2 separate regions of the Homo sapiens genome follow, and region 2 is linked to region 1. A link is a loop called in an ENCODE intact Hi-C map of the cell type or tissue named here. Cell type or tissue: mammary epithelial cell. All regions are shown on one strand.

What was found. A loop is a pair of places that touch in the nucleus more often than their neighbours do. Peaks named below come from ENCODE experiments on the same cell type or tissue, not always from the same donor. Only the 100,000 strongest peaks of a DNase experiment are listed, where the experiment ranks them.
Region 2: it touches region 1 in a loop (7-fold over the local background); 3 of 110 quality-filtered maps call a loop at or near these places.

The regions. Positions count from the first base shown.
Region 1 is chr18:76,682,790-76,690,789 of GRCh38, forward strand. It overlaps LINC01879 (long intergenic non-protein coding RNA 1879), which reads left to right and starts at 7,240. Exons shown (of 2, transcript NR_122073.1): 1 at 7,240-8,000. LOC105372212 (a long non-coding RNA gene) reads right to left here and starts at 4,634. Exons shown (of 3, transcript XR_935657.4): 1 at 4,080-4,634; 2 at 3,578-3,690; 3 at 757-1,873. RefSeq lists enhancers at 3,679-4,635, 4,647-5,623. In mammary epithelial cell, CTCF peaks have their summits at 4,112 (motif pointing left) and 7,321; DNase peaks (open chromatin) are centred at 4,252 and 4,642; H3K27ac peaks cover 1,344 bases.
Region 2 is chr18:76,456,969-76,464,968 of GRCh38, forward strand. ZNF516 (zinc finger protein 516) reads right to left here. Exons shown (of 7, transcript NM_014643.4): 2 at 6,060-6,173. Among named protein-coding and RNA genes, the nearest start is that of ZNF516-AS1, 31 kb to the right of the region's middle. RefSeq lists enhancers at 123-624, 625-1,124, 2,537-3,134, 3,135-3,732. In mammary epithelial cell, a CTCF peak has its summit at 3,149; a DNase peak (open chromatin) is centred at 3,083; H3K4me3 peaks cover 168 bases; H3K27ac peaks cover 1,458 bases.

The DNA of each region.
Region 1 (8,000 bases):
TCAGCCTCCCAAAGTATTGGGATTACAGGCTTGAGCCACTGCACCCAGCTCCAGCCCATTTTTTTGAGACAGGATCTCCTTCTGTCGCCCAGGCTGGAGTGCCCTGTCTAGATCTTGGCTCACTGCAGCCTCAACCTCCTAGGCTCAAGCGATCCTCCCACCTCAGCCTCCCAAGTAGCTAGGACTACAGGCGGGCACCAGCACTCCCGACTAATTTTTCTTTTTCTATTTTTAGTAGAGATGGGGTTTCATCATGTTTCCCAGGCTGGTCTTGAACTCCTGGACTCAAGCGATCTGCCTGTCTTGGCCTCCCAAAGTGCTGGGATTACAGGCCTGAGCCACCGCACCCGGCCTCGTTTTTAATTCTCACAATTCTCAAGGATAGTCGCGAGAGGCCTCAGTGTTTCCGTTTGACCAAGGAGACATACTGAGAAAAATCCAGTGGCTTTTCACATAGATCACGGTGCAGGTCCTTTGCCCTGGCACCTTAATCAGGAAAAGGAGCCCCTAGTGAGCCCTGGTTTCCTCATTTATAACGTTGGAAAAATAACAGTATCTACTGCATAGCATTGATTTGAGAGCTAAAACCAGATAATTTATGTATGGTGCTTAAACACAGTGTCTACAATTAGCAAGGGCTCAGTAAGAAGGAGCCAATATTAATATTATTAACATCATAATTTAAGAGGAAAAAATTCAAAGTGTGGTCCATGCCTATATTTCAGTTTTATGCAGCTATTTAAAATGGTGTTTACATTTTGTGTTTACAAAATTGTTTAATGCATGAGGAAATTTTTATGTTGTTAAATTTTTTCAAGTTTCCGAAATCATATATACTGTATGATTTCAATTATGCTTTAAAAAAAACCAGTAATAAAAACACAGGAGGAAATATGACAAAATATCAACAGTGGGCATATCTGGGTAATGAGATTGTGCGTAACTATTTTTCTACTTCTCTCTCCTTCAATCTACTTCCCAAGGAGCAGATAACTGTCTCTATAATTATAAATACAATAAATCAAAATGTAAGTAAAGTCGAATATGCACTAATCGAGCTTTGTTTTCCCATATGGTAGTGGTCCCCATCCCGGGCTGCACGTGAGGATCCCCCAGGAGCTTGTTCTCACCCAGGTTGCGGCTGCCCCCTGACCAGTGTCATCACCGGCAGGTGCCATCGACAGTCTGATGAGAAACAGCTGACAATTTTGATTCAGAATCTGAAAGTGGCTCACTGGTGTTATCAATACACACAGGATCGCTTTCATTTTAAAGTCACAAACAGAGAGTCAGTGCAGCTACAGGATTAGAGCTGACTGGCTGAGTGCTTTGTCATCTGAATTATCAGGACCTGGAGAGCAGGGGAGGCTCCCAGTGGGTGTGGATCTCAGCGCTGGCTGCCCTTTCTCCCCATTTTCACCTGTTTCGCCATTGCTCTCAGTTGCCACCCTGGCTCTAAGAAGCGGGGTCGAGAAAGAGCCACTGAGGAAACTGAAGAGGCCACGAGTCGATTCTGTGCCCAGCTCAGACTGTGGCTGATGCGCAGAGGCACGTGGGCTCTTGGAGGGTGGGGATGAGCTGGGCAGCCCCACGGCTCCTCCTGGCAGGGCCCCCATGCTGCGCGTCTGTGGGCTCTTGGAGGGTGGGGATGAGCTGGGCAGCCGCACGGCTCCTCCTGGCAGATCCCCCATGCTGCGCGTCTGTGGGTTCCACGGCAGCCAGTTCCAGGCACAGGGCATTCTTGGTGCACTTGTCAGGTGATTGACTCCGTGCAGCGATCTCCACGGGTCCTTTTGAGGATGATGCCGAGAATCTCTGTTTTACTCCTGGGAACACAGCAGCTGCCAAGGTTGGACATCACTCTTCCTAACACCTGGGAGATAGATAAGGAGTGCTTTAAATGAAGCTTCAAATGTTTCTAGTGGTTCAAGAGGGGCCCTGAATGTGTGGATCCTCCAAGCTCCCCTTCTCTCTGCACTTGGCTGTGTTGTCATTCACAGCCCAGCAACTCACCTTACAGAGGTTAGGAGGGAGAGGAGGCTACACATCTGCGTATTAATTCATAGAAAGCCTTGACCCCATCAGTGCCAAGTCCCAGCATGTTGTTGAACCACTTACATCAAGACAAGGCATTTGTGCTGCATCAACTCAGCAGTGATTGGCAGAGTCCTGTATTCATCATTCCTCCCGGTGTCGTCCTTTTAAAAATAATCTACAGGTGAGCAAATCATGAAAGTGTGCCAAACTGGTAGGCTTTTCTTTTTCTTTTTTATTATTTATTTATTTATTTATTTATTTTGAGATGGAGTATCGCTCTGTCGCCCAGGCTGGAGTGCAGTGGCACAATCTTGGCTCACTGCAACCTCTGCCTCCCGGGTTCAAGCAGTTCTTCTGCCTCAGCCTCCCGAGTAGCTGGGACTACAGGTGCCCACCACCATGCCCAGCTAATTTTTTTCGTGTGTGTGTATTTTTAGTAGAGACGGGATTTCACTGTGCTAGTCAGGATGGTCTCAATCTCCTGACCTCATGATCCGCCTGCCTCGGCCTCCCAAAGTGCTGGGATTACAGGCGTGAGCCACCGCACCCGGCCAGCTTTTCTTTTTCTATGAGTTTGTGGTTTTCTGCCAGGACATCCCATCAGTTTGGAATAAATGAACACATCCCTTAGCCCTGCATTTACAGACCCCACCCCCATCACTCAAGTCCCCATATCCCCTCTCCAGATCTGTATCCACAAAGCACCACGCTGAGATCGCCTGACTGCGCTGCCTTTGACCTTCCAGGCATCAGCGTTCCCAGGAAGGGAGTGGCTCCAGGCCCCTGTGGGAGAGTTGCAAAAGGTGGCGCACACTTGGTTTTCCAGGGTTAGACCCCCTGTATGAGTCTGAGAGCCCGACAAGCCCAACTATGGCTTTGAAATTCATCATGGGGTCATTTTCTGTATTTAAAATAAAACTGGAGAAAATGAGATTTCAATCCCATTTTGAAAATGTTTGTGCCGAGACAGCAAACAGCAAAATGGAGCTTTCTTGCCAGCGAAGAAGAGCACACCTGCATCACCTTTAAGGAGAAACGGGCACAGCCGTGCCCTTGCTCTCTGGGAGTCCCCATGCAGACTGGTGGAGGTGCTTGGAGCACCTGTCAGAGGGCTGGTGTCCAAGAGCCAGGGGGGTCCCTACCCAGCTCCACTCACCCCCACCACCCGCAACAGACAAACTGCGTGAGGCTTGGTTTCTCTGCCTGTGAATGGGGACCACTCCAGGGACACAGTCCTCATCCACACTGCCCGCCGGCACCCAGGCTCAAGGTGCTGGGGAATGTGTGGCCCTTCCTTCCCTCTGCCCCCGCAGGTGTGGCCACCAGTGCTGCACAGGCCTCTCAGCCATCCCGCTGTTGTCCTTTTGCTTTTAGTTTTGGAATCTGGTCCTTGGGGTTGCTGGGTTTTGTTTTGCTTTTGGGATGTCAAGCAAGCATTGGCTATGATCTCCAGAGTTCAGATGGTCCCCTAAGATGGATGCAATCCCTAAAAATAAGGTGATGATCCCTACACATATTTATGACCATTTTAAGGACTCACACGTGGTTCTCTGGGCAGACTCTGTGCTGCACCCTGGCCTGTCAGAAGTGCCTTTTCAGCAGGCGACTATCATCCTGCATGTCCTGCCCCTCGACCGGTCACCCAGCAATGCTCTGTTGTCAAAAAAAAAAGACGAAGATTAATCAAAGTGTTGCCTTCTTCCTACTTTTCTTTTTTCTTTTTCTTTCTTTCTTTCATTTATTTTTTTTTTTGAGAGAGGGTGTTGCTCTGCACCCAGGCTGGAGCCTCGAGTGATCTTCCCACCTCAGCCTTCCAGTAGCTGGGACCACAGGCGCACACCGCCGCAGCCGGTTAATTGTATTTTTTTGTAGAGACAGGGTCTTGCTCTATTACCAAGGCTGGTCTCAAACGCCTGGCCTCAGGCGATCCTCCTGCCCCAGCCTCCCAAAGTGCTGGGATTCCACGCGTGAGCCACTGCACCCGGCCCTTCCTACTTTTCCACGGCTGGCCCCAGGGGTGAGCACGCTGTTGCTCTGTGTACCTTTAAAGACTGTTTTCCAAAAAGTGGCTGCCATCTCCTGGGAGCCCGTGAAATTGCACGATCTGGAGTCAGCCAAGCCTTTAGTAACCGATTGTTTTGTTTCTTCCTCTTCAAAATGTGCAGGTTATTCCAGGGCCATGTATCAATTTTGTAGGTCAGAGTGACCCAGATCCAATCCTTACAGCACCAAGGCAACAATATCAGGGCCCTGGGTCCCTCCCTTGGCCTACAAATAAGAGTAATAAAGGAATTGACGTCAACAGATCTTTGTCATGATAAGTTACTGTGTTACAGGGATGCAAATTTCACAGCTACAGATCCTGTCAAAGTTGCTTCTAAGCCCAAGCTCTGGGTGTTGCAACTATGGTTTCATTATCCTAAAAAAAAAAAAAAAAAAGGAAATACTTAAAGATACTTTTAAAACTTGGTTTAGGTCGAATGCCTTAAAAAACAGCTTTCCTTTCAGGCCCCAAAGCTTGAGATTCTAAGCTGGAGAGTCAGCAAAGAGTGCCCAGAGACTTGGTTCTCCCGGAACCTCCGCCCCCTCTCCCACCCAGTGAGGGCCATCAGGTGAGAATGATTCATTTCTCACTTGAATAGACCCTTTAAATAAAGATGAGTCATTTTTCTGAGAATAAGTCCTTGACATCAAATTGTACAATCTGTTGCCTTTCTAAACACCTCAGTTTAAGGGAAGCAGAATGACTTCAATATCAGGGTTTGTAACAGGCACACAGAAGGGGCAGGGGGTGGGGCCTGGGGGAGGACTGAAGACCCTTTGGTGAGTTTCAGGAGGTAAATAATGACTTACCAGAACGACAGCATGGCTGCCTTCCCTGTGAAAAGCCAGTGTTGAAACATGAGTGTTTGTTCATCTGCAGCCTTGGGCTGTGGTGTCTGCAGTGTTTAATAAGTCATTTTTAATTAGCTTCCATCCACCGTGGTGCGTGGCTGGCTGTCTTCGCACAGCTCTCCGGGGCTGTCTCCAGGAGGCCCTATTTTATTGGCCATTGATGCCATGTCTGCTCAGAGATACAATCAGAAAATATGATTGGTGTTCCCGCATGACACACAGGAGGAGGCACGGATGGCATTACACAAACGGCCCAACAGGCCGGGCGCGGTGGCTCACGCCTGTAATCCCAGCACTTTGGGAGGCCATGGGGGGCGGAAGACCTGAGCCTGGGCAATATAGCAAAACACCGTCTCTATAAAAAATACAAAAATTAGCCAGGTGTGGGGATGTGTGCCTGTAGTCTCAGCTGCTTGGGAGGCTAAGGTGGGAGGATCACCTGAGCCCGGGAGATTGAGGCTGCAGTGAGCCAAGATCATGCCACTGCACTCTAGCCTGGGCAACAGAGCAAGACCCTGTCTCAAAAAAAAGCAGCCCAGCAGGTGACAGGGTGAGCATGGTGGGATTTATCATGAGCAGTACCCTGACCTGTCCGAGGGCACAGCATACCATTATCTAAATGACCAAGGTCCGGAAACTCTTTCGTTCCTGACTTTTCAGTGGTTAGAAGGTGCCAGAGACCAGCTACCTAAGAAGGGAACTGGCCAATTCCCAGGAGGAAAATACTGCCTGCCACTGCACTCAATTGGGGCAGCCATGGCTGAACAAAGCAGGAAGGAGCTGATGGGCGTGAAAAAGGACTGGACTGGAAGTGAGGACCCCAGCTGTCCAGCACATTTCTCAGGGAAGACTCACATGGCACAGCCCAATGCTGGTGTTCTTGTCAAGTGAAGAGTGGGAGTGTCCCGCAGCCCCGGGAGAATAATCTACTTGAGTCCCTGTTTTAAGGGGCATTACTGAGGGGATTCTGCTCCCTGAGCTCCTAGAGGTCTGAGAGCAAAACCATGCAGTGTTGTGTTTGCATTCACAGAGAGCAGGGAATAGAAATGTCTGTCTGCCTTCCCCTCACCCCAAAACCAGAATGCCATCCTCCTAGTGTGTCTGCTGCACTCATGGCAGCAGGAGGAGCAGAAGCAGCCGGGGGTGCTGCTGAGCCCCCACTCCTCCCCACCTCCCCGCACCCGTCCACCTGCAGCAGGGATGGCATGGAAAACCCGACATTTCATAAAGATTCAGCAAGGTCCTGTCAAAGCCCAGGGGAAGCCATATTCAGGGAGGGGGTCAATGTCTGGGAGGAATACAATTCCCAAAAGAGACTGAGAGTGAAGCCTGTGGGTCGGAGGGTGAATGAGAGAGGCTGGCGTATTTGGGAATCAAAGGTGTCAAGGTTTCTTGAGGCTCCTGTCCCTGTCTGTCTGCTTCCTTTCTCTCCGTTCCACCTCTTAGCCCCTGTGAGCAGAGACAGCTGGGGCCCCAGGCTGGTATGATGAGCAAGGGTATAGTTCCCTTCCCTGGGTGCCTTGTCCATTCATGTGTGTGCGTGCACTCCGGAGCTCCTCACCACCCAACCCTCTCTCCTCGTGGTTTTCCCAGTGTGGAGATTAGCCCTCGCCACTGACACGCTGAATAATGCCTTCCTGCCCACCCTCTCCAGGTCGCCTCCTCCCCACGTGAAGCCACTCCCCAAGGGCTCATCTTTGAAAGACTTTTTAAGGTGCACGTGTCATTTTCACATTTGCTCACATTGCACAAAGACCTAGTTGAGGAAACGAAAACTGCTATGATTTATGCTAATGAGATGAATTGCATTCCAAATGTATCTCAACCAGAACACACTTCGCAGTAACACGCATGAAAAGGAAACGTGTTCTATCTAGGAATCCCTGTGTTATTTCACTGATCTGCATGTTGTACCCGAGGGCATCTAGCAATGTGCTAATACCTAATTCAGGAAATCTGGATTGAACATGGGCACCTGTGAAGAAGTGGAAACGGCAGTGGAGCTAAGACATACAGCAAAGAGAGCCTGTTTTGTTATAAACAGCTAAATCTGGAAGTCAATGTTTTGTGTTTCTTGCAGAAGTCATACTTTTATCCTGTCATTATGCAAAAGTGCTGATTCATGTTTAGTGCCACAAAATCTACCTTTAAAGTGGAATATTTTGAAAGGTTGTGTTAAAATGACTCTCAAATCTCTTCCAAAAACTAGCTGCTAAGCAGGAGTTCTCAAGGTAGAAGTTGGAATTACCCAACCACCACCCTGATGGGATGCTCTCTGAATGCAGATGGAAACGATGACTTAACTGCAGCTTCGGATGCATCAGACACAAACGCTGGATAAAGCTGCTCATTCACATAAAGCACCACCTGCTGCCGCTACCTGGAATATCCACACTGGATAACTCGAAGCTTGGTGGAAACAGAGGTTGGAAAAAGCAGAAAATAAAACAAAGGGATGGAAGATGGGTGCTCTGAATTCCATTTCCTTAGAAACCAACAAGAGCTCCTTCAGTATGTCGTGGACACCTTCAGTTGAGCACAGCTCAGGCACCGCAAGGACACTCCGCTCATGTAAGTTGGCCTTAGTAGGTTTTTCTTCCATGAGTGAATTTCTATTCAGAGCAAGTAAAACACAGCCTGTGACACTGTTTGTCCCGAATGTCAACAGCGCTCTCTGTGATCAGCCCGTTGTACGAGGTGTTGGAATACATGAACAACGCAAACGGAATATCTCGTCTCTCATTTCTGTCTTTAATCATTGGCTGCCTCCACTCCAGTTACACCTGGGCCGTGCTCTGATCTGCAGGTTTAACTCCAGGGGAAACTTCACCTGTTTGATGACAGCCGTCAAGTGAACCAGATGTTACCTCTAGTAAGAAAGGATGGGCAGGTAGAGTGTGATGTCTGGGGTGCTCCTGACTCAGGGCGGCCTCCCTGGCTCCCCTCACCCAGTTGGACCTGGGTGCCCTTGTCCTACTCTTCTATAGCATCCTTGGCTTTTCCTTCATGGTGCCCATCACACATTCCAGCGAGACACGGATTTGTGGGATTATTTGCACCGGGTGAAG
Region 2 (8,000 bases), 230 kb before region 1:
CACCTGTTTTATCTGCAACAGTGGAAGCCACAGAAAGGGAAGACCACAGGCTTCAGATTTGTCATCAGGCTAAATTAAGCTGACAGCACAGGAGAAGGGTTATGCAGCCTGCCAGTAAGACAACACGCAGTGAACAAAAAGACATTCCCTTTTAAGCGTGTGTAGGTATATGTTTATTACACCACATGTATGTGGCAAAGAAAATGATCTACAAATGCTCCTTGCATGTAAGATTCCTTTCTGGAAAGTTCTCAACAAGGAGCTTCAGGATTTATAAACAATTTTAAGCTTTCTCTCCTTCTTAAACTGAACATATCTCCACTTTTGATAAGCAGAGCCATATTTGTTTTCTTTGAGAAGGGCAGTTATCTCAAACTAGTTCTTAAATCCCTTAAGGGAAACTACGTTAACTAAATAAGAAATCTTCCAAAACTAAATCCAAATGCAAAATCATGCTTTAAAGAGGGATGTGGGCGGCGTCTGTAATGCCAGCTCTTTGGGAGGCTGAGGCGGAAGGATCACCTGAGCCCAGGAGTTCAAGACCAGCCTGGGCAAAAATAACAAGATCCCATCTCTATATAAAGATTAAAAAATACAAATTAGCCGAGCGTGGCAGCGCATGCCTGTGGTCCCAGCTACTCAAGAGGCTGAGGCGGGAAGATCCCTGACGCCGGGGAGGTCGAGGCTGCAGTGAGCCATGATCATGCCACTGCACTCCATCCTAGGTGACTGACTCACATCCTGTCTCAAAATAAAAATAAAAAAGAGTGATATGGGGGCAACTCCCACCACTGACTTGGGTCTCAGGGACAGAAGGGTGCCAGAAATAATCAACATTTTTTTAAACCCAAGGAGGTTCCCTTTGTAAGAACATGTCGATCCAGTCTTGGAATCTAGCAGGAAAATTCCTTTCCATGCCACTCTCTGAAAGACAGCTCACTAGGACACAAATGGAAAATACTCTTTTACTTCTGCAGAGATAAGCTTCTTCTCACCTTCAAGGCCCAATGTACTTTGCAGCTACTTATTTGCAATGATATCCACCTCGGCTGGATACGTTTGCCTCACACATCAGGCGCACCATGGTTTTAAATACGCAGAGGGCCATTTTTCTCCTGACACTTCAATGCCATCATTTACTTAGCTAATAAGTGCCACGGTAGGTCCTCAGTTAACATCATCTATAGCTTCTTGGAAACTGTAACTTGATGCGAAATGACAAACAGAAATCCTTGATAAAGTCTTTTTGTTTTAAAGCTGATGTGGAAAGGAAACATGAGTTTCATTTTACGTCCTTTCACTTAAAGTTGCAGTTTCCAAAACCCTACAGACAGCACTGTGGACCCGCAGTGCATGGAGCTCCAATTCCTGACGGGCCCAAGTCCTCACAAAAAGGTGCTTTGCAAGGAAAATTATGAAAAAGAAAACGTCAGTGGGGTGGAGTTAAAAGGTTCCTATTTTCAAATACTCTTGCGCTTCTCTCCCAAGCAAGCATCCTGCACAAGGCTCGCTCTCCCTCCCAACACAGATGTTTCGGGGGGCATTTTCTAGACAGGTACGAAGGGAATCCCGTCCCTGAGAGGACCAAGGGCACAGGAGTAGTGCTCGGGACCCTCAGGACGGGGCATGCACTGTGGGCAACGCCAGGCCTCACCGTCGTGCGTGTGCATGCCTCACCGTCGTGCGTGTGCGTGCCTCACCGTCGTGTGTGCGTGCCTCACCGTCGTGTGTGCGTGCCTCACCGTCGTGCGTGTGCATGCCTGTAGGCAATGCCAGGCCTCACCGTCGTGCGTGTGTGTGCCTCGTGTGCGTGCCTCACCGTCGTGCGTGTGCGTGCCTCACCGTCGTGCGTGTGCGTGCCTCACCGTTGTGTGTGTGCATGCCTGTAGGCAATGCCAGGCCTCACCGTCGTGTGTGTGCGTGCCTGTGTGTAAAGGTTAGAGTGTGTGACAGTGAGTGTGGAAGCAGCTGGGTGAACATGAGAGAGACTGAGTGTCATGTGTGAGCATGTGCTAGTGTGCCCGAGGGTGTGTGTGTGTGTCTGAGAGAGCACATGTGTGTGATCTCTTAACCTACATAAAAGCACTCATTCAAATACCCTACCTGGAGGCAAACACGCATGTCCACTTCCAACAATCTACCAGCAACACTCGTGCCCATGTGCCTGGATTACCAGCTTCGCACAGAGCCAGACGCTGCAGCAGTAACGGGGCGCCGGGCCCACCTGCTGCCCCTCTCCTGTGCATAGGGCGCTCTCTCCCTGCCCCGAGCTTCGGCTTCTCCTCCATGCACGGTCACTGCTGGAGGCACACTGGACCCAGTGCCAGCTCGGGAAATCCTGGGCCGGTGACAGCCCTGACCCGTGGCCACCATCCACTCAACATCATTGAGCCCTCCCACAGGCACCCAAGCTCTCTGAGGACAGCCGTCCTAGCTTCCTTCGTGGGAGAAAACTCTGGCCCTCCACTGCCGGCCAGGGAGGCCTCGCGTGCCAAGCTGGCCCTGAGCTCAGCCCAGGATTTGTGCCATTCAGGACGTGGCGGCCGTGTGCACCCCATCGGGCACCGCGTCGCCTCCCTCGGAATGTATTCCAGCACTGTCTGCCATGATGCCAACAGCAACACTTCTCAACACCAAGCCTTTAAATGTCCAGCAGCTCCACAGCCCGAGTCAGAGTGGCCCAGCCTCCCCTGGACCTGATGCGGGGCTTCAGGAAGTGGCAGGGCAGGAGGTAGAACCGGAAGCCTCACGCTACACCAGGCACTGCTCCTGGAGCACAGTGGGTATCCCATCACAACGCGGGAGGATTCAGGGCCAACTGCAGGCCCCCGGAGACGAGGTTAGACGGTGGCAGGCAGGCTAAGAACAGGCGATCCGGCAGGCACAAGAAGGAACATACTGATGATAAGGAAACGCCGGGTGGGGTCTTTACGTAGGCAGCCTCCTTGGCATCGGGCAGGTCTGTCTCACCAGTCCCAAATAATGAATCATGTCCACTGCACTAGAATGCAGTCTTTTAACCACTATCAACATACGCCAAGGAATGCTTCCACTAACAAATGGGAAGAATGCCCAGAAAACACCGCACTGCATTTCTGGACCAGGACTCGTTCTGTTGGAATGTGCCTACCAAACACAGCAAGGGGCGACACTCACCCGAAGGTTGAAACATGCGGAACTCCGATGACTCCTAGTGCTGTTAGCAATCATAAATCCTCATCCTGGCACAGAGCACAGGAGGCACCTCTGCCTGCACTCACCGTCCAGGGCCCTCCTCCGTCTCTGCGATGCCACCCTCATTTCACAGACGAGGACGCTGAGGGTCAAAGCTGTGAGCCACATCCCTCGACAAGGCTGTGAGCCCATTCCCTGTCTTCCTGCCTCCCTGTTACCACCTTCCAGGCCCCCGCTCTCTGGTGCCTGGAATGAGCATTCTGGAGTTGTCAGAACATTCCTTGACCTTCCAATAAAAGGGGTACAATCTAAATACAAAGTAACATCCGGGGCTACAAAAGCGACCACTGTGGCCATCACCTATGAACCTCTAAGACCCCAAATCAACACAAAGCAAGAGGCCACACCATCCTGAGCAGCTGGCAAGTCGGCCACTGACCAGTAAAAAAACTGGGAGGAAGGTGGCTGATCGATCCTGTTTTCCTCCCTTTTTCAACGAGCCCAGTTGCTCATGAAAGACAAGTAGACAGCTCTACTCTGCTTCTGTTCAGGGCTAGAGAGGTTCTGGAATTGTGCAAGTCATGTCAGAGCACACCCCGAGAGAGAGATCACTTGCAAAAAGCTACAGTGAAAATAAGAATCAAAACTCCCAAACCGGAGAAGCCATGCCACATGATCGCCTCGCTTGTTCATGGCGGGTAATTACTTAACCCTTTGTTTTTCCAGAAGTAATAGAAGGGCCTTTTTAAACAACATACTGCCCGCCACGGTGGCTCACGCCTGTAATCCCAGGACTTTAGGAACCCGAGGCAAGTGGATCAATTGAGGTCAGGGAGACCAGCCTGGCCAACACGGTGAAACCTCATCTCTACTAAAACTACAAAAAAAAATTAGCCGGGCGTGGTGGCGCATGCCTGTAATCCCAGCTACTTGGGAGGCTGAGGCAGGACAATCGCTTGAACCCGGGAGCCGGAGGTTGCAGTGAGCTGAGATCATGCCACTGCACTCCAACCTGGGCGACAGAGCCTGACTCCATCTCAAAAAATAAATAAATAAATAAAAATAACAACATACTGAACGGGGCTGACTTATCTGCCTAAACCAAGCTCCTCCTGGACACTCCGTCATCACTGCACACTGACCATGTAATGGTGAGGCCAGTGTCTCGTCTAACAGAACACCGATCACCATGGCCGCAACAGGCACTGTGAAAAACATGTTGGCTTCCTCCGAGCCCTGTGGCACATGCCACTTCCCCACCCTCTGCTGCCTCCCTGACCAAGAGGGCCCAGGGGACCAGCGTCTCCACACACCTGGGACCAACCTGTTGGGCTACACCACTTGAGAAGCCCTGGATCACCCTATTTAATGTGGCCTTTAGAGGAAATTTGGGGGTGGAAGGAGTCATTTGTCACCTATAACTTCTGCAATTGTCAGAAATTCATTTATAGGACACAAACGTTTTGCAATCTTGCCATCCAAACGTAAAATCAGAAAACATACATCGGGTGCTTAAAATGGGCGCCTGGCACACAGTGGGCGCTTGACAAATTCAAGATCCCTTCCTCTTCAGGTCTCCATCCAAGATTCAGCAGTACCGAAAATATGCAGGGACCGCACGGGAACCAGCTTGAGGCTTGTCGCCAACAGGCGAGGGGCCCAGGTCTCATCAGATGGTCAACAGGTATCCCCCGAGTGCCCGCCATGGGCCGGACCAGCTAGCAGGCGAGAAACCCTGGGCAGCCTCACCTGGATGGGAAGGGTGCGGCGTCCAGCCCTGCAGGCGTGTGGTATGTGGGGAAACCGCTCCGCCCTCCTCCTGTGACTCTGTGGGGATGATCTTGCCCAAGCCCGGATATCAAGCGTGCGGGCCCTGGCTCCCACCCTTCCCACATCCGGTTACCTTTTAAATTAATATGACATTTTGTATATTCTTCCAGCATCTACCTTTTTTTCAAAGTGTTTCTGCCACAGAAGCGTGTTTCCAGCCTCCGCCGATGAGCGCTGGTGACCATGCCCACGGGACACACTTCCACGCCAGAGGCCACCCCATCACAGTGGGGAGCGGGCAGGACTTGCACCAGCAGCTCCAGATTTGCAAAACTCAGAGACGGCTTTGTAGGAATCCCAAGAAAACCACTTCACTACTTTAATCAAATGATGACCCAATCGATTACTGAAGAACAACACAAGACAGTTCACACCACATCTTCCTGTTCCCACAAGGGACCTACAGTCCAACACAGGCACTCCTCCAACGCCCCTTTAGTTTAGAAACATCGCCGTCAGGGCAGGTCTCAGCAGAGAGATTAGCGGTCCACCTCATTAAAGACCTGCCTGGTAACAACCGAAACCTGCCCCCGTGCGGACGCAGATGAAGCCTGCACCACACAATTCCATCACTGCGTTAGGCAGCTCTGCTCCGGCACCTCCCAGAAGAGAAGAGAGCTGTCTGCCCAAAAACATCGCCCAACTGTAATAAGCTGTGCAAACTTGGGCAAGAAAAGAAAGTGGGTCTTACTCATATGCAAGCTAATATCCTCGAGCCAATAGTTTTCCAGATCATAAAAAGGAATGGACCCCCCACCCCAGGAGCACCAAGTTCTACGATCAGCTTACACTGGCTGTTTTTCAGCAGAAAACCTCATTCACACTGTGATCCCTATGTCCTCATCAAAGTAGCCCACAGAGGCGGCTTCCCAGTTATGTGCTCTGGTTTAATTATTTTTCTTCTATTTACCATCATTTTACATTTTTCTAGCTATGCCAAGAAAAGCGACCCTACACCATAAAGTAATAACTGTTGTTTTAAGCTTGATTGAAATTCCAGGTTTGTGAAACAGAAGTCAGACGGATTGACAGGAAGGTGATCCAACTGCACCTACCTGGGCTTTCCTGGGAATGTGGAAATGCAATGACAACGCTCCCAGTTGGATGCTGGTACTCTCAGCTAAAAGTGTTCAGAGAAGGACCGAACTCCACTCGGCCTCTCTCAGATTCTGAAATGAGGAAAAGTTTAGTATTCATCTAATTATGTTTTTAAGAACCATTTGCCACTGCTTCTCTTTAAGAAAAATTAAAACAATGCCCAAGGACGTTTTGGGGCTACCGTAGGTATTTTCAGAATGAATTAAATCACCCCAAGTGGGGCTGCTGGGAAAATCCCACACAGTGTGGTTTCTAATAGGACTTCCCACATCTGTGAGGGGCAGCCAGGAGCAGGAGAAGCATTCAACAGTCACAGCACAAACGCAGCAGCGAAGGTAACCAGGACGCCGCCTAACTGTAGCAGCGGAACAATCTGCATTTAGTTGTCAATCCAGCCTATCAAAATGTCACCAGGGAACACCTGCTATGCATATGCCCTGAGCTCCTGGCATGGACTGCGCTTGGTGTGCGCATCACACTGCCGACCGCCAGAAATGCCAGGCCCCTGGGTGGCTCTCGCTCTTCTTGGGGATGGGTCTGTGGGGCGCCACCTACTCACCTCCTCCGCAGCATCTGCGTTTACAAAACACACTAGGGTACTAGGGAGCCAGTCTGTGACCGCAACGCAGACGTGCCCACTGAAATCGGTGTCCCACTTATACCTGGGACCACGGAATCCCCAGATGTTTCAGGGTGTGGCACAGCTCTCACTAGACTTGAAAGTCATTCCAAAGCGATTTGACAGCAAGCTTTAAAACAGACACTAGCAAAGTATTCATAATAAACTATTCCCACTGCCTGAGCAATAAGCAGTGCTCGAAAGCTTATGTTCTCAGTCCTGAACTACACACACTTTTCAAAAGGAAAAAAGACAGAAGAAGATCCACCGAAACAAGATCTCCCCATCACTTCCCGTTCTTTACGGCACCACGCCATGTTTCTCCATCTACAGTCTCAGAAGTGGGACTCAAGGCCGGGCGCGGGTGCTCACACCTGTCATCCCGGCACTTTGGGAGGCTGAGGTGGGTGGATCACTTGAGGTCAGGAGTTCAAGACCAGCCTGGCCAACATGGTAAAACCCCGTCTGTACTAAAAATACAAAAAAAAATTTTAGTACTTTAAAAATTTTTAATGTACTAAAGGTACATTAAAAACGTGGCACGTGGTGGCGTGTGCCTGTAGTCCCAGTCACTCGGGAGGCTGAGGTAGAAGAATCGCTTGAACCCAGGAGGTGCAGGTTGCAGTGAGTCGAGATCATACCACTGCACTCCAGGCTGGGCGACAGAGTGAGACTCAGTCTCAAAAACAGAAAGTGGGACTCACACATAGCTTGGCATGACTGGGGCCTTTGCTGTCTCAAGCTGGCATTCAGAAATCTCAGAACCATCACTGGGAAACCCCAAGAGTCATGGAGACAAAGGTGCAGAGCCCCCAGACCTATGTGGAAAGGCAGGGTGATGCGCAGTGATAGGGGACAGTGGCTCCTGGACTTGCAGGGCCTCCCTGGCACCCCCAGCCTGGCCATTTCAGATGGGGACAGTGGCCTCCTGGACTTGCAGGGCCTCTCTGGCACCCCCAGCCTTGTCATTTCAGACGGGGACAGTGGCCTCCTGGACTTGCAAGGCCTCCCTGGCACCCCCAGCCTGGCCATTTCAGATGGGGACAGTGGCCTCCTGGACTTGCAGGGCCTCTCTGGCACCCCAGCCTGGCCATCTCACTTATGGAAAGGTTAAAAAGTCTCCTTTTTTTCATGATTTAGTCAAGGCATCTTTTGAAGGGTGGGGGATGTATCATGGGAGCCTTACGCAGTTGGAGGAGCCCAAGTGGGAATGGATGCTAGAGCCCCAGTATCTTTAGTGATGCGGAGAAACTACTGGAATGCGACCCCAGGGATACAG